2 separate regions of the Homo sapiens genome follow, and region 2 is linked to region 1. Evidence: chromatin loops called from intact Hi-C (ENCODE). Cell type or tissue: A673. All regions are shown on one strand.

The links. Hi-C counts contacts between places; a loop is a spot of excess contacts. Peaks named below come from ENCODE experiments on the same cell type or tissue, not always from the same donor. Only the 100,000 strongest peaks of a DNase experiment are listed, where the experiment ranks them.
Region 2: a loop joins it to region 1, with 4 times the contacts of the local background. A loop is called at or near these places in 3 of 110 quality-filtered maps.

The regions. Positions count from the first base shown.
Region 1 is chr4:35,722,996-35,730,995 of GRCh38, reverse strand. No RefSeq gene overlaps it. Among named protein-coding and RNA genes, the nearest start is that of ARAP2, 520 kb to the left of the region's middle. In A673, no CTCF peak of the experiment used is centred here; no DNase peak of the experiment used is centred here.
Region 2 is chr4:35,909,047-35,917,046 of GRCh38, reverse strand. No RefSeq gene overlaps it. Among named protein-coding and RNA genes, the nearest start is that of ARAP2, 330 kb to the left of the region's middle. In A673, no CTCF peak of the experiment used is centred here; no DNase peak of the experiment used is centred here.

The DNA of each region.
Region 1 (8,000 bases):
ATACTTTAGCTTATAATATAAAATTGATTATACTTGGAAATAGTGAATTTCAGACTTTAAAAGTTACTTTCAATTTCTTAGAATCTACGCTTATGGCAATTTGCAGTTTGTCTTATAAGCAAAGATGTTGGTGTAGGATACATCTATGGGAAAAATGAGAGAAGTGGAATTTGCCATGAGATCAAGAATGCCTAGCGGGGAAAACTGGGTCATGTAGATATAATTGCTGAGAATCACCCCTTAGTTCTCATTTTTTATTTCCCAAGGAAATACATATGAGGCTTCAGTAGAGAAAGCAAATACAGAGGAGAGTAGATAAACAAAGCAGGTCTAAAGTTTAAAGTGTGGTTGATAAAAAAGAACAAACCCTTTAAGCTTTCTGCCTTGTCAAACAATGATCACAAAGATCTTGACCCTCTTCATGGGTCTCTTGTTACTAGAACAGTTCTGTGAAATGCCTCATTAGTTCAAGAGGGTTGGAAACGGCATGCTACTACATTTGTATTACATTCCATGGAGCTACTCATTTTTATACTAAGCTTGATGGATTCATCTGAAAATGAAATTCATTTATTACATAAGAAAAATAAAGTTTTAGTGATATATTTATTTCATTGACCTGTTATTGAAATTTTCCCCTAAAATCATTGCATAATAAATATAGATAACAAATGCAACCAATCTCGCTCAAATATTGAAGCTATGACATTCTGAGGATTGACAAACAAATACAGTTTTAAATTATATATTCATATATCTTTAGGGTGATGAAAGGCTAGAAGTACATTTGAAAATGCATTGGAAAACGTGGGAAGTAATAATCTATTTTACAAATGTGTTTAAGATTGCTTTAATTATTTGTCTATGGTGTGTCTTTCATTTGACCCCAAAATAATGAAAAAAAAACAAACACTTCATTATAATGTAATTTAAAAATTGTATTAGTAGTCCGTGTGTCAATTTCACTGTGACCTCCAACAGACTTGCTGACCATATAAATATTCAAAATTCATGATGTTAGCTTAAGAAAGCTGAGTAGTATTTCAGGTTAATTGGCTTATTTACTTCCTTCCAAGGGGAAGGCACAATAACAGAGCATCACTGCACAAAAGGACATTGCAAATTTATAACAATTAGAATCACCCAGATCAGTGTAAAAGGCAAAATGCAATATATCAGACATGACAGATTAAAGTTAGTTAATAGAAAAAAAAAAAACTTCATCACTCTGTTGGGGTTTCAGGAAACTCAAAGAATGGCATTTTTGTTTTGTTCACCAGAGTATGATACTCGTTAAGGAAACAAAAAGGTATGGCAGGTGAAAATCTGTGTGACTGAGCAGGAACCCTGGGGAGTCATACCTGGAGATCTTAGGTCCCTTGATGTTGCCTGTGCTTTCCTTCTCCCATGCCACCATATCTTTTACACCATCAAAGTCTTACATGAACACACCCTGAGAAGTTTTGTGAGTCCATCCAATCATCAGACTCCATGTAACTGATGTATACAAAAAGGCCATGAGTGTCCTGCTTTGGCTGTACCTCAACATGGGTGAAAGGAATATAGTCGATGTCCCCTAGCTCTTTGCTCTTAAATGCCTGGGCTTAGCCTTCAAACCTGCAGTCAGTCAGAGGCATAATTGAGGAGAGCAATTAGGGTTATAATTGAGGTGATCAATTAGGGTTATCAACCCTATCAGTTAGGGTTGTCTATGAGGATAACCCTGCCCCCACCTTCATGAACCTTTCTTCGGCATCAATTTTGCTCCTTTCTGGATCCTCTTGGACCCCCTCGTGGATTGTGTAAATTTTACCTCCTAAAAGTTTTGAAATGTAAGTGCAGTATGAAATGTAAGTGCAGTATTTTTTAAATAGCATCAAAACTACTCTAACTAATCTTAAAATCAGTTTTTAAGTTATTTTCTGTGCCATTACAGCCCATCAGAGATTTTGCAATGAGATCTTATAATATACCAAATATATTTCAATAATAGAATTTTAACTATAAGATGCCCCACTTTGAAGATAATGTCTTACCCACCGTGAATTTTCTGGTAATACATTAAAGTTCTATGATTAAATTTCCTTGCACTTTAATAGTATGAAATTAATAAATATAAAAGGTAAAACAATTTTATTATCTAAAATCAAATTATTTTGTGCTTGAATGTTCAGTGAAATTAAATTCCAATCTTCATCTTTCTCAACCACTTTTCTTTTTTTCTTTTTCTTTTTTTTAGAAACGGAGTCTCGCTTTGTCACCCAGGCTGGAGTGCAGTGGTGTGATTTTGGCTCACTGCAACCTCCACCTCCTGAGTTCATGCCATTCTCCTGCCTCAGCCTCCCGAGTAGCTGGGACTACAGGCACCCGCCACCACACCCGGCTAATTTTTTGTATTTTTATTAGAGACGGGGTTTCACCGTGTTAGCCAGGATGGTCTCGACCTCCTGACCTTGTGATCCACCCGCCTTGGCCTCCCAAAGTGCTGGGATTACAGGCATGAGCCACCACGCCCAGCCCATTCTCAACCACTTTTCTATAGGGTGGCAGATAGGGGAGCTCTTGATAGTTAGCGAGAGTTAGTTTTTGCAAATATTTTCAGCTTTATCTCTCATCGATTGGCTCATAACACTTACTGTGAGGGAAAAATGGTGTGGTTGACATTCTGCCTTCTCAATGTAGAAATTAAAACACAACATGAGAGAAAGTTAAGAGTTTAATTCTGGAAAAAATAGTCATAGCAGATGTCTTTCAAGAGCCATGAAGATGGCTTATTTAAAAAGAGTTTTAATGCTTTAGCTACATTTAATCAAGTAGCAGGGACCAATGTTTAAGGTACCAGTGGCAGCTTTTTCTTATCCTGTGAGAAGGGAAAGGAATATAAAAGCAGGTAAATGATTATTAGGGATAATTTCTCTTTTTTTTGTAGACCACAGAAGTTGGAATGATGTATTTTTGTTCAAAAGTATTCCATAAATATTCAATTAGATATTTAAAGTGCAAACATGACTTTCTACGTCCAAGTTATTCACAATCTAGTAAGGGAAACAAACACACAAAAAGAGATGATTACAGTAGAAAGGAATTACACTGGGTACTCTGAGAGCCCAGAGGAAGGAATCTAATATAAGCTAGGTGGGTAATAGCATATTAATTTGAGATAGTTTTAAAGTAATGCACAGGTTTTGATAGGTGAAAATTTTTGGCAGGGACAAAGAATATTGCTGATTATTACTGTAAATCACAGGCAAAAACAAAGGCGCCAGGAAATGTGGATCTTTGGCAACACAGTAAGTGTTTTCTTAAATCTGGAATTCATAAGATGTAAATATGATCATATTCTTTAAACTTTGAATGTCAACCTAAGAAATTGGCAATGGTAACCCAGATTATGTTGGATAATTTTATGCATTATCTCCTTTAGTCATGCAGAAATCTTGAGGACAGATTCATTTCTTTTTATGTCATTCTTCACATCTTCAATAACACAATCTCTTTCCAAAATCACAGATTGCTAGTAGAAAACTTAAGGAAGATTTTGTTCGAAGACAAGGGAAAGATTAATTTAACCTCACATAAAACAAACAAACAACAACAACAAAAAAAACTGCTTGTGCAACTGTGATGTAGTTTGGCTGTGTCTCCACCCAAATCTCACTTTGAATTGTAATAATCCCCAGGTGTCAAGGATGGGGCTAGGTGGAGATAATTGAATCATGGGGGAGTTTTCCCCATGCTGTTCTCCTGGTAGTGAATAAGTCTCATGGGATCTAATGGTTTTATAAATGGGACTTCCCTTGCACAAACTCTCCCGTCTGCCACTATGTAAGACAGGCCTTTGCTCCTCCTTTCTTCTTCTGCCATGATTGTGATGACTCCCCAGCCATGTGGAACTGTGAGTCTATTAAACCTCTTTCCTTTGTAAATTACCCAGTCTCTGATATGTCCTTATAGCAGTATGAGAATTAACTAATACATACTGCTATCCCGTAGGTATTTTTATGCAAACTAAAAATTATTTCTTCAAGGTGGATATAACCTCACAGGTATACATAAATTGGCGAGTTGGTGATGCCACTGTTCAATTTATAATGGCATCATTTGACATTAGTAGCCCTGCAGACTCATGATTTGGCAAGAATAGCAAAGCTTGTGTGTCTGCCCTTACTCTCTCCGAGCTAATTGAGAAAACTTCTCAATCAGATTCAGCTGCTCTTCAAACTACCTATTGGATATTTTTCATATAGTAGGCTTCCTACACTAAAGTCAGTATCTCTCATGTCCTGTCTTTCTTTGATAAAACACTCCACAATTTTATTATGGGAGTAATGTGTCCATGTATATGTGCAGGTGTATGTGTATTGTGTATGTGTGTGTCTGTCAGAGTCCAGCTTAAACATTGTTGGTAGATGTAATAGACATTGGACAAATAATGGGTTTATTTGTGTTTTTTTTTGATAAACATCAATCTAGGATTTAAAAAAGATTAAGTTTATAAAATAGAATTGGGAAGTTGATTCTATGTTTTAGAACTTTCCCCTTTCCCTACAACTAACACATTTCATGAAGTGAAAAGATTAAATGTAAGCACTTAATGACATAATAATTATAATTATATTAAATATAATAAAAGTTATAGAAAGTGGCTCATACATACATGACTAACTCTCAACAAATGCCAGTTCTATTTCCCCACTTTTCTCCTGATTCTGGACCATTAGAAAGGAAGCTTTTCAACTCTGAAATTCCAGTTGGGTTTTACTATCGAGTTTGTGGCTTTTGAAATTGTTAAGGTTTATTTTTTCTGTCTCATTTTCAAAATAGATTTGAAAAGTATGAGAAAAAGAACTAGTCCTGCCATAATTTGAGAAAAGGGCCTGAAGAGCACAGTTTTCTAAAATTTCTTTGTGCTCTTCAGAATTCAATAAGTTAACATATTTGTTCTTGGTGCTATCACTAGATTTTTAGTTTTACTTTTCAATTTTATGCTGCAGTATTTTTGAAAGGAAGTATGTAGCTTAAGCTTTATAAATATTTAACTGCTGCTATAAAGAGTTGAATTCTGGAGGCAGGTGGAAAGAAGAAATTGTAATTGGGGGGGAAAGACAAAACATTAGAATAAACCTCAAACAGTGCCTGGAGGAGTTAGCAGGAAAATATGTGGATTGGTAAAATTATCTCATTTAGGAGCTGATACCAAAGCATACCAAAGTTGAAAGAGTACAAGAAAATTCTTGCTAGGTTCCACTGAAATAATGTATTTATAGGTCTAGTATAATCAAATCCCCTTTTACAAATTTGAGCCTGGCATTGGGATCTTACAGTAGATAGAGTTAGACATCTAAATCGTAGGTATGATGTTAATAGCCAACAGTTGGATTATCTCACACAGTCATCCCTCTGAGGTAGCTCTTACTATTATCCACCTTTTATGTGTGAAAGGATGGCCATTTATAGACGGAAAGTGATATACCAACTTTACAAATTAACAGTAGACAGAGCCAAGACTCTAACCCAAGTGTATCCTGCCCGAAAGCCTAGGATTCCAACCACAAATAAACCTACACATTTATTATCCCTGGGTACAGTTGACAGACCTAATGTGGTCCCCATGATTCCTGCCCCCTGGTGTTCATACCTACAATAGTCCTCCAGATGAGAATGCAGAGCCCCATGACATTGATCACATTCTTGTGAAACCCTGAGCAGAGAAAGTACCTAAGCTGTGCTCACATTCCTGCCACAGAATCTGTGAGATAATAACTTTTTATGCTGATAAGGTCCTAGTAATTTGTTATGCAGCAATATAAGGTAAATATAAAATGATTATATCTATTACATTCATGATGTGAACACTTAAGATAATTTTTTATTTGGATAGATAATTTTTTATAATCTCCTTTAAAAGATAATTTAAAGAGCTAACATGAGGGAAATGGAAGAATAGACAGAGCATAGACAGGGATTTTAGGGAAATGAAACTATTTTGTGTGATACTATACTGGTGGATACTTGTCATTAAACATTTCTTAAAACCCATAGAATATACCACACCAAGAGTGAACCCTAGTGTAAACGATAGACTTTGCGTAATAAGAGATTGTCAACGCTCATATAGTAGATAGTAACAAATGTCCCCACTCTGGTGGAGGACGTTCACAGTGGAGGAGACTGCATCTATGGGAAGTCAGGGACTATATGGGAAATGTTTATGTCTTCCTCTCAATATTGCTATGGACCTAGAACAGCTCTAAAAAATAAAGTCTATTTAAAACAAAGCAAAAATGGTAAAATTGACTACTTATCCATCATTTATAGCTAATAATCTTTATGTACATTATGACCAGGAAACTAACTGGACTTAGGTTTGATTTAGAAGGCAGCAGTGATACATAACACAGACTTCTGCAGTTGTGCGGGTGAGAAGCATGTTCTGACAAGCATGAGTGTTTGAGCCATAGTGGACCCCACAATCTGCTGCCTAGTTTCCAACCTCTTGGGTGAGAGATGCTAATAAGGGTAACATCTGTCTCATGACCACTGGATTACAGCTGCAATTATGTGACTTGAAACTCAAAGTGCAGAGGCTTATTCTCTATTCTGCCAATGATTTTGTAAGAACTCCGTTACTTGTAGTAAATCTATTTCTGATTGTGATACTCTGAACAACTATGTGTCCCTCACTGAGCAGTTGTTGATACACCGGTGTAAGAAACATTAAACAAAACACCATTGCATAAGTAATTTTCAAACTGTAGAAGATGCATCAATGCCCGGACTTACTAAGCCACATATCTATAGAGTAGGTTCTACTGGTAAGTGACACATAAGTTCTTGGTGTCACTGATCTGACTCATATTTTCAATGAACTTTTGTTTTAGAACAGTTGTGGAATTACAGATCAATGAAGAAATGAGTGTAGAGAGTTCTCATAGATTCCACAATCATTTCTCCTATCATTAGTATTTGATGTATGCCATGTCTTATAACTAGTGAATTAATATTGATAAGTTATTACCTAATATCCAAATTGTATTCAGAATTCATTAGTTTCTGCCTAATGTCATTTTTCTGTTCTAACATCCTATGTAGGAGACACATTACATTTAGTTGTCATATCTTTTGTTGTTGTTTGTTTGCTGCCTAGTTTCCCACTTCCAACTTATTTGTAGAGATGAAAACTTTTTTCATTCACTTATCACCCACACAACTGCAGAAGGCTGTGTTACATATCACTGCTACCTTCTAAATCAAACCTGAGTGCAGTTTCCTGGTCATAATGTACATAAAGACTATTAGCTATCAGTGTGGGGTAAATAGTCAATTTTATCTTTTTTGATAAGTTGCCCAGGCTGTTCTCAAACTCCTGGCCTCAAGCAATCCTCCCACTTAGGCCTCCCAAAGTGCTGATATTACAGGAGTAAGCCACCATACCTAGCCCCTAGTTGCAATGTCTTAAGCTCCTCTTGGCCATGAGAGTTTCTTAGTCTTTATTTGTACTAATGTCCTTGACAATTTTGAGGTGTACTGACCAGGTATTTGGTGGACTGTTCCTCAACTGGGGTTTTGTTTATTTTTTTCATGATTAGACTCAGGGCATGTTTTTTTGGGGGAGCAGGATCAAAGAGGTAACGTGTCACTCTTATATGCTATCAGGAGTACATACTATCAACATGACTTATCATTATTGAAGTTAACCTTGATCATATGGCTGAAGTAGTGTTTTTCAGATGCATCTATTAAAAGTTGGTTTTACTCCTTGTCATGTACTGTACTCTTTGGAAGTAAGTGATTAAGAGCACTCCAGAGACTTAAGAAGTAAAGAATTATGCTTTACCTCCTTGAGGTCATAGTAGCTGCATAAATTATTTAGAATTCTGCTACCTTTCTATTATTAATTCTTTGATTCTGTTGTGGCTTAAGAACATACTTTGTATAGTTTCTATTATTTGCAATTTACTAAGGTACGTTTTATGGTCTTGAAGGTAGTCTAACGTGAC
Region 2 (8,000 bases), 190 kb before region 1:
ATGTTGGCATAACCTTTGGAAAAATGAGATCCTGGGACACCAGCAGGATATGATAGCCTAAAGGAATGTAATCAATCAAAAAGAAATTACAGAGCTGGAAACAATAAGGCAAAATCATCAAGACTATGTCTTGCTTAACAGTTTTTTTCATGCATTTTCCCACTTGGACATTTAAACTTATTTTTGAAGTTGCATATACTAACTAGTAATGTTTGAAATTGGAATTTTGATGATTCCAATCATAATACTTCTTCATACATAAAAGTCAAAAGACTTTAATATACATGACCTTATTAACTAGCCATATTTCTAAGTTTTAGAGTGCGAACAGCTTATTATGAAACAAGAATCAGAGAGGCTAAAAGACTGATTCTAAGTCATAATAGATCTAAAATTAGAAACCATATCTTACTGTCTCTGGTCTAGGGAGCTCTTTTTCAAATCATTCTTACATAAAATTAATGTTTACCAGAAAGTCAGCCTAGATCACTGGCACTTTTAAAACAAATTGCTTTGGTTTAGGAAGTTACGGGGTGATAATGTGAAGAGATAGACAGATTGGCTGAAATAAGAAGCTTAATATAGAGCATCTTATTATTACATTAAGTAGTCTTCTTATGGGTTTCTTAAAAAGAACAAAAGCAACAACAGAACAGCAACTTTCCTGAGGACTGGGATGTGATTTCCAAAGGATGAGACAAAAAGAGATACTACAAAAAATCCTACTTACGTGGCAGTTAAAGATGGCCACATTTTTTTCTGAGATTCCTTCAATGAGAAATGGGGTCTATTGCCCTCTTTAGAAAAAAAAATGGAGAATGAGAAATGGAGTCTATTGCCCTCTTTAGAAAAAAATCATATCTATTTATGTATCTATTTCTATATTTATCTTGTAGAGATGGTGTCTACAAAAATTGCCTCAGCAATTCTCCCCCTCAGCCACGCAAAGCACGGGTATTACAGGTGTGAACCACCCTGCCCAGCCAGTCTCCTCCATTGAATTTGGGTAGGATCTGTGAGGGATTGACCATTAGAATACATGAGATGTAATGCTGGGCCATTTTCTGGGCCCAGGTTTAGGAAATCGGAAGCCATCACACAAATTGGTCAACTACTTCGCTGGAAAGACATGTATAGAGGCTCTGAGACAATATGGAGAGAAAGAGAGGTGCCCAAGTGAGTCCAGACTTCCAGCCAACCCAGCAGTATTGTACTCTCTAGACTCACCCAGGCAACATCTGAAATCCAGTGAATGGCCCTTGTCCATGCCAACTAAAGTATGATAAGAGGGAATAGAAGAATTGCCCAGCCATGCCCTGCCCAAATCCTGGCTTACCAATCAATGAAATGCAATACAATGTTGGTTGTTTTATTCACTGAGTTTTGGAGTGGGTTGTTATACAGCAATAAATAAGTGGAACACAGCCTTCTCCTGCTTGGATCTCTTACTGGGCTATAGCATTCACTCTGATATTTATAAGTAAGCTGTACTTGAAATCTAAAAAGGGAAAAACTTTTCCCTAAGAGATGAACATAATGTTCTTAGCTAAGTATTCCTCGTTCCACGATATAATCCTCTTTCATCTTTACACAGCTATTGACTCAGAGCTTTAAATTTTACTTCCATGAGCTGAGTTCCTCTGCCCTTTATTACCATATGTATCCTGGGCCTCCTACCAATTCCCTGCAGCCTGCACTCAGAGTAAAAGATACATAATCAGAATCTGTACACCTCATTTTTATTGTTAATCTCTGTGGTTTTCTTTTACTAGAAAATTATGCCTGTAAATGTTCTCTACAGATGATCAGTACAAGAAGAGATCATTGTGATGTGCTGAAGCGAATTGTTTTTAATTTTACTTTGCTAATCATTCTCTACCACAAGCTGTAAACAACCTATGTAACCAGTTCAAACCCCTGTTTGTGTTAAGAATGTGAATTCTGCAGCAAAGGCATTACCCCAGGAGGCCACTCTTAAAAGGTATACATATGACTGGAAGATTAGAAATTACTGAAGTTGTAGCTCAAGAGTAGCAAATACTCTTCGTCTTGCACATAAATTTCTGTTTATTGTCAATAGTCATATGCTGTGTCTTGTTTTGAAGAATTCTGATACTGGACTCAAAGGCAATGAATTCTGGGGTCAATTATTCATATATTCTGTGGGTTCAAAAGGAAGAGTTTGCTATTATAGATAGAGAGTCTTTACATAGGTAAGAGAGGTGCCAACAAGAACACAGATAAGAAATAAAGAAGCAAAGCACAGTGGTGAATTTGTTTTGCCTAGACCACAGCTTGAGTACTGAGTTCTTTGTGCTATGCCACAGCAAAACATGGGTCCCTTAGAGTCAGCAAGAAGTATAATTCTAACTATATATTTTGCTGAGAGGTGGTGTTCTCTGCAGCTTCTCTCACAGCATTCAGTGTTAAGGTGTGTAGATTTCCTATAAGAGCAAAAACTTTGTGTTTATCTTTTTAAGTGTATTTGTTAATACCTCATATACATTTTACCACAACACTGTGATCAGGCCAGGCAGGAAGTGATATTCTTTTACCACCAAAAAGAAATTAAACACAGAGAAGGGAAGCATCTTGCCCAATATGATACATCAAGATAAGAACTTTGATTTCTTGATGGTAGATTATTATGCTTCTTTTTCCGACAATAAAATCTTCAGTCTTGATGCTCTGTCAGGACACTCAAAATAGTGTATTAGTTGATGCTTTGCTCTAAAGTATGTATTATGTTTTTGCAGTGAAACAGAAGACTTAAAATGAAATATTCGTCTTTTATTAACATTTTCTAGCATGTTTGATGTGACAAAATCAGAAGTGAAAAAAACTTTAAAAGGACAAAATCTGTTAAATCTTCAAAGATTTCAAAGTAAATTGCTATAAACAACTAACAACACAAAACAGAAAGCACAATGTTCATAAGAGTGTAGATTTATATATAGGAAACCTGACCTCTCTTCCACTGAAATCTGATCAACAGTTGAAAAACACTTCTTGAAAAATTAATGTTACAACTGTCAACATGAAACACAATTCACTTTTATCAAGAAAATCTGAATGTCAGCTTCCATATCACATAAGTTTAAAGATAAAATTAAGTGGCTATTTCCTGACAGAAATGATATCCCAATGGCAATATTTCCAAATAAAATTATATTTTTTCTCTTTCCTGGTGTCTCTTTATTCTAAGGTTGTGGGTCTCTATAGTCGAGCCTTGATTAATTGTCTGAATTCCAGACTTCAGTCAATGAGGAATAAGGAAATAATATTGATTATCCTTCAAGATTCAGAATTCAGTATTATTCTTTCTTTCTAAGTTTTATCTCTTGCTGCCTATCTCTGACACTTGTTAGAAGTCTTGTTTGTTTTCTGGGTTCTTACCTTGCTATGACGAGGTATTTTTTCTCCCAGGTATTAGGACCCCACTCGTGAGTCCAAGTCTGATGTCTAGTGAATTCTTACTTTACGATGAGAACTGCCACGATGGGGACTATGTGACAGCCTGGCTCAAATTCTGTCTGTTTTATATACATCCATTATATATTTTGCCCACTTGACTGAGTAGCTGTGGTTTACTAGAAAAACCCACAGTGCCAGCAAACTTTGGAGACAGCGTTCTGCATGGTCACATAAACCTCAACCTGTATCTTTTTCCCAGCCATTTTAACATGAGCAAATGTGTTTTACGCCTAGAGCCATTCCTCTCCTGCTTTGTGTTTTATTTCCCCAGTAAATAAGCATGCTGTGTTGGTTGTGCGATAATGACAATTACTGTTAATAACTATTAATTAATCCTGCTTTACATATAGTGGAATCATAAACTTTCAGTTAAGAATTGCCTCAATGGTCTTTTAGTAGATTCCCTTTGTGACATAATTTGAATAGTAAAATGTTAGAGTACACAATTAGAACAAGGTGAATGTATACTATTGCTTCAAATGAAAAGCTTATTTTTACCTGTTTAGTTTTTAATGTGTTTAGCATTTTTCCTTTTTTTACATAAGTAACTCAAGGTAAATTAAGCAAATGAGAGTTTTAGACAAATGAGAGGGTTTTAATTTTTGTCAGGGGATTTATAACAATTTTATTAGTTTCAATGTTAGTAACAGAAAAATATAGTTTTAAAATTAAAGTTTTCTTCAGGAAATTTATCCTCAGTGTTGCTTTCACATGCTACTCATTTGTGAAGAAATTTATAGAAGTCCCTTTTAGACATTATTGTCAACATTTATTGAGCACCTACATGCAGTGCACAGTAAAAATAGAAAGTTAACACCTGATTTTAACACAAGACACCTCTCTTCAAAAGGATTATAGATGAATGCCTGTATTTGCAACTCAACCTTTTGATGCTTGATTTCGATCAGAAAATACACAGGAAAAGGTATACAACAAGGTTACAGTAGGTAATTAGTGCTCTAATAATTCTAGTAGGGCAATATTTTGGTCTGTTTTTCTGTTGCTATAATAAAGTACCTGAGACCTGGTAATTTATAAAGAAAATAATTTATTTGGTTCGTGGATCTAGGGCAGAGAAGTCCAAGGCATAGTGGCAGCTTCTGGCGAGGGCTTTCATACTGTGTCATAACATGGCAGAAAAGTGGAAGTGTGAGTGAACATGTGTGAAAGAAGCAAAACATGGGTGGTGGCTTTGACTTGCAACCCTCTTTTGTGGTAACTAATTCAGCTCTGTGAGAGTGAGAACTTGCTCACTCCCAGGAGAATTAGCTCAGTTTGTAAAGAGTGGCATTAATCCACCTTAATGACCTAATCACATCTTAAAGGCCCTGCTTCCCAACACTGCCACACTAGGGACCAAATTTCTAATTCATGAATTTTATGAGATACACTCAACTCTCAAACCATAGCAGGTAGTAAGTACTTTGCAGAGTTGTTACATAAAATTAAGTGAATCAATGGGAGAGAAAGGTGACAGAATTTCTAGCAAAGAAATGAAGAAGGAGCAAAGGTACACTGAGGTGACCTTAGATGAAAGACATTCAAGGAACATTTGAGGAACAAGAGGTAGAGCTGGCTTAGCTGCAATAGGAAATTGGAAAAATGAGAGAAAGGAGTGAAAAAAGGACAAGAAGTTTTACAAAAAAAAAGAGCTGACCCCAGATTTGCATCTATCATTTCTGCATTCTATCCTACTATGATTATATGATATGGACCTATGGATACAGGATACAGGTCCATATCATCTAATCATAGTAGGATAGAATAGGGAGAAGATGCTTGGAAAACGGACTTGTCTGGATATATACAGTTGATTTTGGAAGAGTTAGGTTAAAGGAGTAGAGGTTTAAGTCAGTTCTTCAATTTGGGAATTAGGATAAGCAAGAGGGAGAATCCTCAGTTTCCAGATTAGGCATCATGAGAGAGCTCCAGTACTAAATGTAGATTAAGGTTCTACTCAGACTAACTGGGACTCAGTAAGAGGGCAAAGAGGAGAGAACCTCTTGGACAGGATAAACCTGAAGGAGAAAAGCAGGACTAACGTAAGAACTGTAATGTATTAACGCAGGTGTCCAGAGATTACACAGAGACCTTGTATCCTGGCAACAAAAGAGATAGAAAAATATATCAGAAATTAGCGGTCAAGACTATATCTTTATACTCTATGTCTGAGTGCCCGATATAATTCTATGCTCTGCCACTTTAGAAACAAATCCTTATGTGACTGTTTTAGTAGGTTGCTTAACACAAGCTCTTTTCATTGGGGCAGTTATCTTCTATTTTTTTCAGGGCATAAGATTATCACTGTAGCACTCTGATTTTAGTTATTGAAAAAATAAGCAACCACATTTTTATCAGATGAAGATGAAATAAAAAAATATATTAAATCCCTCTTAATTGTTTCACAGAACTGGATGCTTGCCATAAATTAGATCCATGGCTGGAAGATTCCAGATAATTGCCACCTCTTATTTTCATCTTCGATGTGATTTCAAGTATCTTGTAATCAATTTTCAAATTGAGTTTTTTAGGTTCACATCAGATCTCTAGAGCCAACACATCAGATCATTTGGTGCTTTGCTGCTTGATTTATTGAAAGAAAATACACAAATATTATTCCTCCAATTTCTACTTGATTTGTTTTTCATAGGTGCTGGCTTAGGAACTTCTTTTAACTAGTTCTATTATGAACCTCCACCCCTCATACATATGACTTTCATGTTCAAATTGGATAAAATGTCAAAATACTGCCTACCTTTATTCTGTTCATCGTGCAAGCATTCAAATCTCGCCCACATTCCTGAGATAAATAATCAACTCACGGGTTAACTCCAATTTATTTACAATTTAATGAAATTTTCAAGCAACAATTGTATTTTTTCATTGCAGCAATGGTATACTTAATTTATATCTTGTTTCTAAGCCTAACAAATGTGTTTTCTAGAGATAAGAGGTCTATTTCCACTATACGTTTGTTCTCTGCATAGCCAAACCTTTTGAAAAGGTTTATAAACATTACATATGATAGGTTTGTTAATCATTTTTCCATTTTAATTGTGGATTTAGGCTCAATTTTGCATGCTGAAATTTCTCTTTGTTTTGTAACTTAAGTAATTTAACATGATCAGATTTGACTACTAATCATTTATTAACCTAATGCCAAATTATTCTTCCTCCTCACAAACACACATGTGTATTAACACCAATTATTGACAGTTAAAAATAAGTTAAATGCAAAGTCTCATTGTCAACAGGAAATTTTAGAAAGCACAATTTTAACTTGATTTCATGTCTTTTTAGAATCTTGCCTCTGAGAATGCCATATTTTTGATTTAAGTCCTTTTATCTATTTATCAGTAAACTTCAGAAACAAAGTTAATAATAATAAAAAAACTTTCTTGACATTCAATAGAGGCTGACAGTGGAGAGGTTGTGCAGATTTAAGTAAAATTTCCCATAAGGTGCTGAAATCCAATAACAATGAATATCTCATGTTTGCTTTTATCACATTTTAGATTTGATATAAAATGATTCTTTTGGAAAATAAAAATATCAGAATTACTAGCTTATAATTTTTCAATGTTTATCTAGTATTTTAATATATGCATGTGTTGTGCAATTGTTTATTTCATTGACCAAGAAGACAAGGCCTAACTACTAATATTTATTACAGTAATGAAAAGAGTTACCACTTACTGAACTCTTTCTATACACTAGGTATTTTGACAAGTGCTTTTATGTATTATCATATAAATCTTCATGAAAACTCTATGAAGGACAAGCACTTATTATTTCTGCTTTTATAGATGAGGGAATTGGGGCTTAGAGGAGTTAAATGGCTCATGACTGGTTGCATGAACCAGTAAGTGCTGGGATTTGAACACATTAATTTGTTTTCATGCTGCTGATAAAGGCATACCTGAGACTGGGCAATTTACAAAAGAAAGAGGCTTATTGGACTTACAGTTCCACATGGCTGGGGAGACCTCATGATCATGGTGGAAGGTGAAAGGCACATCTCACATGGTGGCAGACAAGAGAAGTGAGCTTATGCAGGCAAACTCCCCTTTTTAAAACCATCAGATCTCATGAGATTTATTCACTATCATGCGAACAGCACAGGAAAGACTTGCCCCCATGATTCAAATACCTTCCACCAGGTCACTCCCACAACATGTGGGAATTCAAGATGAGATTTGGGTGGGGAAAGGGCCAAACCATATTATTCCACCTCTGGCCCCTCCCAAATCTTATGTCCTTTCATTTCAAAACCAATCATTCCTTCCCAACAGTCTCCCAAAGTCTTAACTCATTTCAGCATTAGCTCAAAAGTCCACAGTCTGAAGTCTCATCTGAGACAAGGCAAGTCCCTTCTGCCTATGAGCCTGTAAGATCAAAAGCAAGTTGGTTACTAGCTAGAGACAATGGGTGTACAGGCATTGGGCAAATACAGCCATTCCTAATGGGAGAAATTGGCCAGAACAAAGGGGCTACAGACCCCATGCAAGTCCAAAATCCAGCAGGGC